2 separate regions of the Homo sapiens genome follow, and region 1 is linked to region 2. The links are chromatin contacts, found by Hi-C or POLR2A ChIA-PET in ENCODE. All regions are on one chromosome and are shown on one strand. Each heading gives the region's core, a stretch centred on a gene start or an enhancer-like site at or near the end of the contact. The rest is flanking DNA. Distances are from core to core; before and after follow the strand shown.

Region 1 (6,598 bases), core at 2,928-5,427, 220 kb before region 2:
ATCCGAATTACAACTGAGGAGGTGGGAGAAATACCTGGTTATAGGCTGTCCCAGGATTCCTTGGATGGTAACAGACCTTGAGGACAGCTGTCTGGGACAGGAGATTAACACTGAGCCTCAGATGGTAACAGACCTCAAGGACAGCTGTCTGGGACAGGAGATTAACACTGAGAAAGCCATGCCACTGTCCAGGAGGAAGTCGATTTCCTGGCCCTCAATAGTTAAACATACCTGGGGCTCAGTGAGGGTGATGACATGAGCTGGCGCTTGCCCTGGGCACCCTCGGTCCTGTTGTTGGATCATCTGGTTGGGGGCTTCTGGCCCAGAGAACCTTTGTCCTCTGGGGCAGTGCACCTTCCAGTGATTGCCTCGGCATAGTGGACATGGGCGAGGGGGCAGCTTGTTTCTTGTTGGACAGTCTTTTTTAAGGTGTCCTTGCAAACCACACTGGTAACAAGCCCTACCAGGTGATTGGCCTGCTCCATTTTCTGTGCTCTCTGAACCACCAAGGTTGGTTTGTCTGAGGGCCATGACTAAGGCTGCAGCCTTTCTCTGATCTAACGTTTCCTTTTCAGCCTGTTCCTCTTGGTCCTTATCATAGAACACAGAGGTTGCCAGGTTTAATAATGCCTCCAGATTTTGTTCAGGGCCCAGGGCTCGCTTTTGGAGCTCTCTCCTGATATCTGTGGCTGATTGGATAATAAACTTACCTTTTAGGATCAATTGACCCTCGAGTGAGTCGGGCGACAGGGGAGTATATTTTCTTAAGGCCTCCCGTAGCCGCTCGAGGAAGGCAGAAGGATTTTCTTCCTTTCCCTGAGTTATGGTGGACATCATCAAATAATTCACAGGCTTTTTCCTAATTCTCCTTTGTCCTTCTAGAACACAGATCAGCAGATGTTTACAACTCCAGTACCCATGGTCTGAGTTGAGGTCCCACTGGAGATCCATAATGGGGACGGCTTGCTGACCAGTAGGGAATTTGTCCCTTTCTTCGGCTGTCATTCTGTCATTTACTTGACTAAGATTCCAGGTATCTCCAAACTCTCGGGCTGCAGCTAAAGCCGCATTCTTTTCATTAAAGGCCAGGGTGTGATCTAGCAATAGCATGACATCTCTCCAGGTGAGATTGAAGGTTTGCCCTGGACCCTGTGGGACATCTATATACCTATCAGGATATATCTGAAAACTTACCCAGGTCTACCTTGATCTGCTTTAAATCAGAGAAGGAGAAGGGGACATGTACCCGGGTTGGGCCAAATTCCCCTCCCCATACAGCTTGAAAAGGACATAACCGATAGCAGGGGTGGGGGGGAGGTTGTGGTCCCTTGGAGATTTCTTTGCTTGTTTCCTTCTGGGCAGGGGAGGTTAGAGGAGGCTTATCATTAATAGGAAGGGGCTATAGGGAGGCTAGGATCTGGGGGTAAGCTGAGAAGTCCTCCTGTGGGATGTAAGTTGTAAGCTTTGCATAGTTGTGGATTCTCCTTAAAAGAAAGCTTGGACATAAGGTATTTCACTCCATTTGCCTTCTCCCTTACAGAAAAGGTCAAGCTGCAGGATAGTATTGTAATTTATACTTCCCTCAGGTGGCCATTTTTCCCCATCAGAGAGAGAATATTGGGGCCAGGCTGTAGTGCAGAAAAAAATGAGCCACCTCTTTTTCAGGGTTTGTGGGTCAAACTGGTCCCAATGGCTTAGATGCATTTCAAGGGTGAGCCTGTTGATGCCTGAGTGTTTCCCATCTGGGTCGCCAAAATGTATCCGGACTTTATTCCTTCTGGTGCGTTCTTGGTCTCACTGACTTCAACAATGAAGCCGTGGACCTCGCAGTGAGTGTTACAGTCTTAAAGATGGTGCATCCAGAGTTGTTTGTTCTTCCCAGTGGGTTTGTGGTCTTGCTGACTTCAGGAATGAAGCCGCAGACCCTCACGGTGAGTGTTATGGCTCTTAAAGTTGGTGTGGACCCAAAGAATGAGCAGCAGCAAGATTTATTATGAAGAACAAAAGAACAAAGCTTCCACAGTGTGGAAGGGGACCCAAGTGGGTTGCTGCTGCTGGCAGGGGGTGGCCAGCTTTTATTCTCTTATTTGTCCCCGCCCACGTCCTGCTGATTGGTCCATTTTACAGAGTGCTGATTGGTCCACTTTACAGCGTGCTGATTGGTATGTTTACAATCCTTTAGCTAGACACAGAGCGCTGATTGGTACATTTTTACAGAGTGCTGATTGGTGCATTTACAATCCTTTAGCTACACAGAAAAGTTCTCCAAGTCCCCATTTGACCCAGGAAGTCCAGCTGGCTTCACCTCTCAGTATGAACCTTTAATATGAGCTCTGCCCTCTAACTTTGTGAGCGTACAGCACAGTAACATTCACCTCAGGCCCAGTGCTGCCCACCCATCTGGAGGACTGATTCTTCTGGCACAGGGGAAACTTGATCTGAATTGAGAGCAGCTCCCCCTTCCCTCTCCTGTGGGATCTGCATGTCTCCCAAGTTCCACAGTAATGCTGGTGTGGACACTGCGTTGGGGAGGCCTCGTGTTGAAAGCCCATGGAGTCAGGGACGTGGCAGGATCACTGGCTGTATAGCAGCAGCTGAGGGTCCCTGTCCTGCAGTTTTCTCCACCACAGTCAGCTGCTCCGGGACAGTAGGTGGAAAGTCAGAATTCACTAAGATGGGGACTTTTCCAGGCAAACAGAGCAGAAGGGTCATTTAGCACAGTGTCTGGTACAGGGGAAATGCCCAAAACACACAGCTTGTTACTATCTAGCGCCAGCCTCCCCTTCCCTTCTCCCTTCCAACTGCGCATGGGACTCTCCCTCTCTGACTGTGCAGCATGTAGAGCCAGGCCCTGTAGCCAGCAGCCCTGAGTCCAGCTGTGGGACCTTGTGCTAGCTGCTTGCCCTCTCTGAGCTTCTGTTTCATCTGTAAACTGAGATGATAATAACTCTTTCTTCACAGAGTTGCTGGGAGCCTGAGCACCTTTCGTTTTTCGGCTCAGAGAAAGCCAAGTGCAACTTGCTTCAGTCATCCTGAACCTGAGTTCAACCAACCGCAGCCACCTACGTTTGACCCCAGCGAGATCAAAGTTGTATATCTGAGGTGTACCAGTGGTGAAGTCAGTGCCACATCTGCACTGGCCCCCAAGGTCAGCTCCCTGGGTCTGTCTCCAAAAATGGTTGCTGATGACATCACCAACCATTGACTGGAAGAGTCTGAGGATGATAGTGAAACTGACCAGCCACAGCAGACAGGCCCAGATTGAGGTGGTGCCTTCTGCCTCTGCCCTGATCGTCACAACCCTCAGGAACCACCGACAGAAAGAAAGAAACACAAAAACATGAAACACAGTGGTAGCACCACTTCTGATGAGATTGTCAACATTGCCTAACAGATGCAGCAGCAGTCTTTAGCCAGAGAACTCTCTGGAACCATTAAAGAATTCCTGGGGGCCGGTTGCGGTGGCTCATGCCTGTAATCCCAGCACTTTGGGAGGCCGAGGCGGGAGGATCATGAGGTCAGGAGATCGAGACCATCCTGGCTAACGTGGTGAAACCCCGTCTCTTACTAAAAATACAAAAAAATTAGCCAGGCATGGTGGTGGGCGCCTGTAGTCCCAGCTACTCAGGAGGCTGAGGCAGGAGAATGCTGTGAACCCTGGAGGCAGAGCTTGCAGTGAGCCGAATATGCGCCACTGCACTCCAGCCTGGGCAACAGAGCAAGACTCCGTCTCCAAAAAAAAAAAAAAAAAAAAAGAATTCCTGGGGCCTGCCCAGTCTGTGAGCTGCCATGTTGATAGTATCACAGATGATACCAACAGTGAAGCTGTGGAATGCCCAGCTAGTTAAAGAATGCAAAGGAAAATATTTTCACAAAGGGTTATCTGATAACCAAAAAAAAAAAAGACATTTCATCTAAGCCACTTAACACCGTGTCTGATGTGTAGTAAATAATAAATGTCAATGATTCTCAAAGAACCCAGGAATAGAAAAAGCATTTAATAAAAATTAGCTCTTGGCATAATCTCTTCATCCACACCCAGCAGAGTCGTCAGATGTCTTCCAGGTTCACAAGAATTAATTTCTCCGCCCCTGTTCCTGCTTTGCACTTTGTAGCAATTATCCCATGGTTCGCCTTATGTTAGAACTATTTATATAAGTGGTAGTCAAGGCCACTGAGTCATGCATCCCTGGAGGTCAGTTACTATTTCTTTTTATGAGTCAGAGTCACTCTGCCGCCCAGGCTGGAGTGCAGTGGTACGATCTCGGCTCACTGCAACCTCCGCCCCCTGGGTTCAAGTGATTTTTCTGCCTCAGCCTCCCAAGTAGCTGGGATTACAGGCTCCCACCACCGTGCGCGGCTAATTTTTGTATTTTTAGTAGAGACAGGGTTTCATCATGTTGGCCAGGCTGGTCTCAAACTCCTGACCTCAGGTGATCCAACCGTCTCAGCCTCCCAAAGTGCTGGGATTACAGGCGTGAGCCACCGCACCCCGCCTGGGTCAGTTACTGTATCTTACGCACCTTACAAACCCCAGAAGGCTGCACACAGCTCCTGCACATGGTATGCCTTCAAGGAATTACCCATGGATTTGAATAAGGTTATATATGATGTAACACTCATGCGCTTTATTTCATTTTTAATGAGTTTATATTCTAAAATATTTGCTTCTGGGGAAAAATAATTCAGACAGTACAAATAAAGATTATTCCAAATAGGATCATATAACACTCTTGCAACTTTAAACTGAGTGCATTGTTTCTCATTAGTTCTTTTTGTTTTGTTATTTTCATTTTCTCATTAGTTCTTAAAGATCTACCTCATTCTTTTTAACTTTGCATAATGTTGCATTCTTTCTGACATTCCATCTTTCAGATGTGCCACAATTTGTCTAAGCTGTTCCCTATTTCTGGACATTTTAGGACATTCTGGGGTTGTTTAAGTTATTATAAACAGCAGTGCCGGACACATCTTTGTGTCCTTATGGGAATGACTGGAAGATAAATTCCTAGAAGCGGATCAAAGGATCTGTCCATTTTTTTAGGTTGCCAACTGTATCAGCTACAGTTCAGTTAGCAGAGACTAGCGTTCATTGGAGCCAGCTTATGCAGAAGATTTGTTACGGGGTCCTGATGGTATGCAGAATTGTCAGGAAGGCTCGAGAACAAATCTCGTTGAACTTTCAGGGACGATATCAAGGGCTGTACTTCAGACCTAGGCCTCAAAAAGAAGTGCCTTTTCAATCAGGAAAATCTTTGCCAGTATAGGAAGCTGCTGCCTTCGCTTCCAACTCCAGAAGCTTGCTGTCTTCATCTGCTACAGTCGAGAGGCCAAATGATCAGAAAACACTCCACAGAAAATCACTTGCAGCCTTTGCCAGTGGAAGCAGAAATACGGCTTTCGCTTCTGCTTTCCGAAACTCAAGCAATTAGCAGAATCCAACTCACATCTCAAAATCTGGACCTAGGGGAGCCTGGGGCATGTAGCTGGTAACTTCCCTGTGTCTGCAGTGTGGGGCTCACATGCCCAGGAGGCTGGGATGGGTCTTGAGCACCACAGACATCGCTTTTGCCAAGATTCCTTCCCAGGCATACCCATCACCAAAGCTGTGTGGTATCGCACTTTTTTTTTTTTTTTGAGACGGCGTCTCACTCTCGCCCAGGCTGGAGTGCAGTGGCACAATCTCAGCTCACTGCAACCTCCATCACCTGGGTTCAAGCGATTCTCCTGCCTCAGCCTCCCAAGTAGCTAGGATTATAGGCGCACACCACCACTTCCAGCTAATTTTTGTATTTTAGTAGAGATGGGGTTTCACCATGTTGGCCAGGCTGGTCTCAAACTCCTGACCTCAGGTGATCCACCAGCCTCGGCCTCCCAAAGTGCTGGGATTACAGGCGTGAGCCACTGCGCCTGGCCACGGTATCACACTTTTAATGGCCACTAACATGATGTACTATCTCATGATTTTAATTTTGCATTTCTTTTTTTTTTTTTTTTTAAAGACAGGGTCCTGTTCTGTTGCCCAGACTGGAGTGCAGTGGTGTGACCATAGCTCACTGCAGCCTTGACCTCCTAGGCTCAAGCAACCTCGACCTCCTAGGCTCAAGCAATCCTCCCTTCTCAGCCTCCTGAGCAGCTGGGACCACAAGCACGCACCAGCTCGCCCAGCTAATTTTTAAAATTTATGTAGAGATTCCACTTTTATAGGGGGGTCTCACTGTGTTGGCCAGGCTGGTCTCGAACTCCTGGCCTTAAGCAGTCCTTTCACCTTGGCCTCCAAAAGTGTTGGGATTACAGGCATAAGCCACCACACCCGGCCTTGGCATTTCTCAATCAGATTGAAGATCTTTAGATTTGTTTTTTTGGCCATTATAGCCCTTTTTCCTATTTTTACCTGTATCAGTTAGCTGTTACTAAATGACAGACCACCCCAAAGCTCACTGGGTTGAAACAGGAGTCTGTAGGGCATCTGGGTGGCTTTGCTGCTCGCAACTGGGCTCACTCCTGCGTCCCGTCAGCCAGTGAGTTGCTGAGCTGGTATAGGATGGCCTTGGGTGGATCAAGCTGGCTCTGCTCCCCATGGTCTCTCCATTCGGCT
Region 2 (6,867 bases), core at 2,725-5,224:
AGTGAACGGAAAGGTTGGAGCCTAGACGGAATGTGCAGGGGCGGGAGGATGGGGGGCCTGGAACCCCGCTCCAAATCCGCATTACAGACCCAGGAAGAGGAGCCACTTAAGAGGCAGGAGAGGCCGGGCGCTGTGGCTCATGCCCTTGGTAATCCCAGCACTTTGGGAGGCTGAGGTGGGCGGATCACCTGAGGTCAGGAGTTTGAGACCAGCCTGGCACATGGTGAAACCCTGTCTCTACTAAAAATACAAAAAAATTAGTCGGGCACGGTGGTGCATGCCTGTAATTCCAGCTATTTGGGAGGCTGAGGTGGGAGAATCGCTTTAACCCGGGAGATGGCGGTTGTAGTGAGCTGAGATCGCACCACTGCATTCCATCCTGGGCAACAGAATGAGACTTTGTCTAAAAAAAAAAAAGAGGCAGGAGAGGCGGCTGCCGTGGTGCACAGGAGGATGACCTGCATAAGAAAGTCTGGGGGGTTTCCTGGGAGGCTGGGCTCAGTGCTGACAGCCGCAGGTAGACACAGGGCAGGGGGGCAGCGGGGGAGTTTTCCCTGACCCATTCTAGGTGGTGCCCCATGTCTTCTGTTCTCACAGCAAGAAGCCGGCCAGGCCCGTTTCTCCCACTGCCTTGAGCCCTCCGTCCTCAGCGGGGCGCAGAGCCGTGTCCTGGCTTCCTGAGGGCCATGCGGGTCATGAACTCCTCCCTAGGTTGGGACGCAGGCCTGCCTGGCTTCCCTGCCCTGCACCAAGGATGGAGGCTGCTGCCCCTGCCGCGTCTGTGTGCTTGTTGTCTCCAGTGTCCGTATTCAAGGACATTCCCCCCCTTTTCCATTTATCTTAAGGGAGTTCCGAATGTGTGAGGCTTCTTATTGACGTCGGGGCCAATCTGGAAGCGCACGATTGCCATTTTGGGACCCCTCTGCACGTTGCCTGTGCCCGGGAGCATCTGGACTGTGTCAAAGTGCTGCTCAATGCAGGTGAGTGGGTGTTTGCCCGAGCGGGTGTTTACCTGAGTGGGTGTTTGCCCGAGCGGGTGTTTACCTGCGTGGGTGTTTGCCCAAGTGGGTGTTTGCCCGAGTGGGTGTTTACCCGAGTGGGTGTTTACCGGAGTGGATGTTTGCCCGCGTGGGTGTTTACCGGAGTGGGTGTTTGCCCGCGTGGGTGTTTACCCCAGTGGGTGTTTGCCTGAGTGGGTGTTTGCCCGTGTGGGTGTTTACCTGCGTGGGTGTTTACCCCCGGGGGTGTTTGCCCGCGTGGGTGTTTACCCGAGGGGGTGTTTGCCCGAGTGGGTGTTTGCCCGCGTGGGTGTTTACCTGCGTGGTTGTTTACCCCCGTGGGTGTTTACCCGAGGGGGTGTTTGCCTGCGTGGGTGTTTGCCTGCGTGGGTGTTTACCTGAGTGGGTGTTTACCTGAGTAGGTGTTTGCCCGCGTGGGTGTTTACCCGAGTGGGTGTTTGCCCGAGTGGGTGTTTACCTGAGTGGGTGTTTGCCTGCGTGGGTGTTTACCTGAGTGGGTGTTTGCCTGAGTGGGTGTTTACCCAAGGGGGTGTTTGCCTGAGTGGGTGTTTGCCTGCATGGGTGTTTACCCCCGTGGGTGTTGCCCACGTGGGTGTTTACCCGAGGGGGTGTTTGCCTGAGTGGGTGTTTACCTGAGTGGGTGTTTGCCCACGTGGGTGTTTACCTGAGTGGGTGTTTACCTGAGTGGGTGTTTGCCTGCGTGGGTGTTTACCTGAGTGGGTGTTTGCCTGCGTGGGTGTTTACCTGAGTGGGTGTTTACCCCCGTGAGTGTTTACCCGCGTGGTTGTTTACCTGAGTGGGTGTTTACCTGTGTGGGTGTTTACCTGAGTGGGTGTTTGCCTGCGTGGGTGTTTGCCTGCGTGGGTGTTTACCTGAGTGGGTGTTTGCCTGAGTAGGTGTTTACCTGAGTGGGTGTTTGCCTGAGTGGGTGTTTGCCTGAGTGGGTGTTTGCCTGAGTGGGTGTTTACCTGCAGAGTGTGTATTTATGGATTTATCTGAGAAGTTTGCCTGAATGGGTATATACTTGCAAGGCTGTTCACCTGAGCAGGTGTTTACTTGCACGAGCATTTACCTGAACAGGTATTTACTGTGCCTAGCAGAGAGCTGGGTAGAGGAGTCAGAGGGACCAGGGTTGGAGGCTGGCTCTCTTACTTGCCAGCTGAGACCTCGGGCCTCAGTTTACATATCTGTAACACTGGAAGAATCTATGCTGCAGGTTGCTGGGAGAACTGAGGATGTTTCCCCGGTGCCTGGTGTGTCCTAGTAGGTACTCAACAGATGCCAATGATTATTTCTAGAGATCACAGGCCACTGTCCCCACAGCTGCCTGGTGAGGTTGCTGCCTGAATCCAAGAGAGAAGGGGATGTAATGGGAAGTGGAGTTGGCAGCGTTTAGGAGAATATGGAGCATTTGGAATCCAGGCCATTGTCGGGTGTTCGAAAAGACTCAGGATTGAGATTCCCAAAGAGGGAAAAAAATCAAAACCAAAAAGACCAACCAATCGAGGATTAGGCTCAGGACCTGTCTATACCAAAAGTTTTAGCCAAAGTGACTGTTAGCACAGGGTTTTTATCAACCCAACTTAAATGTTTTGTTGAGGGAAAATTTTAGTTTCATCATCTTATCCAAATTCTGGGTGTAGTGTAGGATAAAAACAAAACTGTTTAGGATGGCTGGGCACTGTGGCTCACAGCCATAGTCTCAGCACTTTGGGAGGCTGAGGCGGGAGGATTGCTTGAGCCCGGGAGTTTCAGCCAGCCTGGGAAACATAGCAAGTCCCCTTCTCTTAACAACAAGAACAAACCTGTTTGGGAACAGGAAGATCATGAATTCCCCCTGATGACAGCCATTTGAGCTTAGTTATGTGTAGTTTTTTATTGGAGAATCTTACTCACTTTCATGTGCCACTTTTCAGTCTTTTTAGTGGAAAAGATTCGTTTTGTGTAGGAATAGTTGTTGAGGTACTTTTAATTTTTTTATACACTGTCTTAGAAGTATCTCCATTGGAAGCAGGTGTAAGCGTTTCCAGCCGAGCCGTTCCTCTGGCAGCTGGATCCGTTTCTATGAACACAGCGCAGTGCGTTCATATCAAGCCTTTATGAGCTCAGTACACACGAGTTCCATTTTTACCTTCGTTCTGTTTGGTGTGGTTGTAGGGAAAGGGATCAACTTAGTGTTTAAAGCAAACATCCTTTCTGTATCAGTTAGGACTTCATGTCAGTTGGACACCTTTGCGAGTAACAGGAAGCCACTTCCACTGGTAAACAATGGCGGGCATTTCTAGTTCAGGTGACTTCAGGGCTGAGACGCAGAGCAGGATTAGGGGCGGCTGGACCGGAGGTTCCGTGGTGTCACCCAGGCCTCAGTTTCTTTGAACGTTGCGATTCTGCTTTCCTCAGTATTGGCTTCATCCTAAGCCTCCGGCCTCCCTGAGCAAGGTCACGGGGCTGCAGTGGCTTCAGGCCTACACGCCAGACGTTTCCTGTTTTAAGCCTTCTGGAGGCTCTTTCAGCGGAGTGGAAAATCCCTTTTCACACACCCCTCCCCAGTCCCTTTGCCCAAACTTTGCCAAATTCTGATGGGCTGAAGCCTGGGTCATTAGAACTAATTACTGTGGTCAGGGGAGAGGGATTGGACTAGGCGGGACCCACGCTGGAGCTGAAGTCAGGTCTGCTCCCGCCCCCACCACATTACCAGGTGGCAGCACAGTCGGGGGTGGGGGCTGGAAAGGAAGGGGCAGCTGTGAGGCCCACTGTCGCCCTAAAGTGGGGTTCCCACAGCTCTCCCCGGGAGTTTGCATGCCCCTGGGGAGTTAGAGGTGAACGTGGCTTTCTTGGGGAAGCCTCCGCACAGTGACTGTTGGTGTTGGCTCGATGCTGTGGGTAGCATCCAGCCATCAGCTCCACGCGGGATTCCTGGTTCCCATCCTACTCTTGGGTGGTCTCCTCTAGTACCCCTTGTGAGAGCAGATGGATCATCATCTTCTTCTTAGAAACCATTTTTTCATTGCGGAAAATTTCAAACATACAGAGGAGAGAGAAACAACAGCATCCCCTACGTCCTCACAAACAGATTTTTAAAAAGTAGTGATTCTGATCTTTTGGGGTCAGGTCACAGATCCCTCGGGAAACCAAAGGAAAGCCAGGGACCGTGTCTCTAGAAAAACAGAAGAGTGGAAAGTCCCTTTTCCTGCACCCCTCCCCAGTCCCTTTGCCCAAACTTTGCCAAATTCTGATCGGCTCAAGCCTGGATCATTTGAACCAGTTACTGTGGAGAGGGGAGAGGGATTGAACCAGTCGGGGCCCACATGAGTGCAGGTGCTTTCATGTGCGGTTTGAGAGCTGAGCTGTGAGGCAGAGCCACGTTGCACCCCACGGGGGACGTGGAGACCGTTGTTCTTGTTCTTTGTAGGCAGTGAGGCGAGTCCAGGAACCAGATTGTATTTGCAAAGGAGGAGGGCTGGGGAGGGTGAAAGTCCGGTTATGATGGTGAAGTAATTTTTAATCTGATCACTGACAGTGAATGTTGAACTCTGCCAGGAGTGTTCGGAAGCGGCTCCCTGAGGACGGTCCTGCTTCCACCTTTGTTCTTAGCACTGGCCCTGGCACAATTTAAAAAATTTTTTTAAAATTGTTGTTTAATTTTTAAAAAATTTTTTAATTATAATTTTTTAAATTTAATTTTTTTTTTCAATTTCTCTTGTGGTAACAAGCACCTATTGAGCTATTTGTGTTTATGTTCCAGGATTGTGCCAGTCTTGGCGTGCTAAGGTCTTAGGCGGTCCCGTCACGTCACTGGCCACGGGTTCTCTGAATCCACTTTAATCCTATTTTGTGTTGAAAGCAGGATTTTGGTAATGAGCCTGTGTTGACCCCTTTTCTCTGAAGCACGAAGTTCAGAGCTTTTAATTCCCTGCTTGTTTCCTGGCTCCCTGTCTTTGTCTCTCTCTGTCTCTGTGTCTCTGTCTCTGCCTCAGTCTTTCTCTTGCCTCTCAGTTCAAGGTATGTTACCATCCTTGCTTCACACAAAGTTACTTTCTTTCCCTCTCCTACCCTCTTTCTCTCTTCCTTCTTTCCTCTGTATCTGTTCCCTTCTTTCTTTCTTTTTTTTCTGAGATGGAGTCTCGTTCTGTCACCCAGGCTGGAGTGCAGTGGTGTGATCTCTGCTCACTGCAGCCTCCATCTCCCTGGTTCAAGCGATTCTCATGCCTGAGCCTCCTGAGTAGCTGGGATTATAGATGTGCACCACCACGCCCAGGTAATTTTTGGATTTTTAGTAGAGACGAGGTTTCACCATATTGGCTAGGCTGGTCTTGAACTCCTGACCTCAGGTGATCTGCCCGCCTCAGGCTCTCAAAGTGCTGGGATTACAGGCATGAGCCACCGTGTCTGGCCCTGTTTTCCTCTAACGAGTACCTGTTTATGTTCTCTTTCTCACTATGGGCCTCACTCTGTCATCCAGGCTGGAGTGCAGTGGTACGATCGTGGCTTGCTGCAGCCTCAACCTCCCGGGCTCAAGTGATCCTCCTACCTCAGCCTCCAGAGTAGGTGGGACCACAGATGTGTGCCATCACGCCCCCCGGGTAATTTTTAAATTTTTGTAGAGCTAGGGTCTCACTATGTTGCGCAGGCTGGTCTCGATTTCCTGGGCCCAAGAGATCCGCTCGCCTCGAATTCCCAAAGTGCTGAGATTACAGGCGTGAGCCCTGTACCTGGCCCAAGCATATATTTTTAATGAACATAGCTGATCGAGTTTCATCTCTGACTCTCTTCTTGGCTCACTCAGTGCTATACTTTCAGGATCCATCCATGTAGCTGCCTGCACCCCTGGCCTGGTGTTTCCCTTCAATCCCTTATTCACAATTTCATTTCCTTCCTTATTCACCTTCCTTCCCTTCCACCCAATCAAATGATGCCAAACACACATTTTGAAAAGATGTACATTGGGAAGGCTGCCTCCCTGCAAGAGCCCCTGGCCAAGGCCTCGTCTGTGGAGCGTGGCAGGGAGCGTGATTTTTAGAGCTCTTTCCAGCCATGGTTTTCTCCCTGATCGTGAGAGAGTAGCTGTGCCTCCCTTGGGCCTCTTTCTCTGTTTTTCTTCTTTTGTTAAAATAGAGACCATCTCTTTCTCTCCCAATTGGCAAGAATATTGCCAGAATTAATGACATGAGAGAAAGCTACTTGAACTTTAGATTCTGTGGATGGTACAATTTGTTTTTCATTACAAGCATATGTTTAGTGTTAAAATTTACTTCGTGTTATGATTGCAACATTATACTGGAGGAAAACCCCTTATGTGAAAGAGAGGTTGAATTGTGGGGAAATATTTCTTTAATCTATTGCTTTTGAATATTATTTTTTTGTAGTACATTTCTGCCAAATTCAGGACATAGATAAGTTAGCATTTTTCCTAGTTGAGAGATCCTTTTCCTGTTCTGACTTCTGAGTTTTGGCTGCGGGAAGTGGAAAGAACTTTCTTAAATTATGTCATCACTTTGGAGGGCTGGGGCGTTCTTAGGATCCCTCCACGAATGCTGTTATGAGCATGGTTCTTATGTGCTTTTAGGGGATTAAAATATTTTAAAGCAGAAAGCGGGATTTTTCCGATGCTTTTTGAGCTAGAGGAACTAGAAAATGTAAAAGCGTTCCACCTCTCAGCTCCTCTTTTGACCCTCTGAGACTGTCGGGAAGTGATGGCATGCTAGTGTCTGATTGTTTTAAAATCCCACTTTTGATAATACTTTATGTTTGTGGTTTGAATCTATCATTTGGCGAATTATTTTACTGATGCTGGGCGATTTGCTTGGCTTCTTTAAAACACTTCTCTTTTATTTGTTTTCTCTTATAA

What was found. A loop is a pair of places that touch in the nucleus more often than their neighbours do. ChIA-PET counts read pairs that join two places held with the same protein, here RNA polymerase II (POLR2A). Pooled maps may share reads with other maps.
Region 1: a pooled map shows a loop between it and region 2 (1.9-fold over the local background). The contact joins two enhancer-like sites. A Hi-C loop is called at or near these places in 25 of 168 maps with a recorded cell type or tissue (B cell, CD4-positive, alpha-beta T cell, CD4-positive, alpha-beta memory T cell and 16 more), 23 of 37 single-sample maps with no recorded cell type and 23 of 50 pooled maps. POLR2A ChIA-PET finds 5 or more read pairs at or near these places in 1 of 52 experiments (T-cell).

Annotation. Positions count from the first base shown.
Region 1 is chr10:5,859,055-5,865,652 of GRCh38, reverse strand. ANKRD16 (ankyrin repeat domain 16) reads left to right here. Exons shown (of 8, transcript NM_019046.3): 8 at 2,962-4,037. It also overlaps the pseudogene RPL12P28. Among named protein-coding and RNA genes, the nearest start is that of TRV-TAC3-1, 8.6 kb to the right of the region's middle. RefSeq lists enhancers at 2,467-2,596, 2,797-2,866, 3,167-3,216. Within about 2 kb of position 4,177, at least 4 of the 41 ENCODE cell types and tissues checked have a DNase peak (open chromatin) inside an H3K27ac peak, as active enhancers do; they include B cell, where a contact is called at or near this core.
Region 2 is chr10:5,643,083-5,649,949 of GRCh38, reverse strand. It overlaps ASB13 (ankyrin repeat and SOCS box containing 13), which reads left to right. Exons shown (of 6, transcript NM_024701.4): 4 at 846-980. Among named protein-coding and RNA genes, the nearest start is that of ASB13, 20 kb to the left of the region's middle. Within about 2 kb of position 3,974, at least 16 of the 41 ENCODE cell types and tissues checked have a DNase peak (open chromatin) inside an H3K27ac peak, as active enhancers do; they include B cell, where a contact is called at or near this core.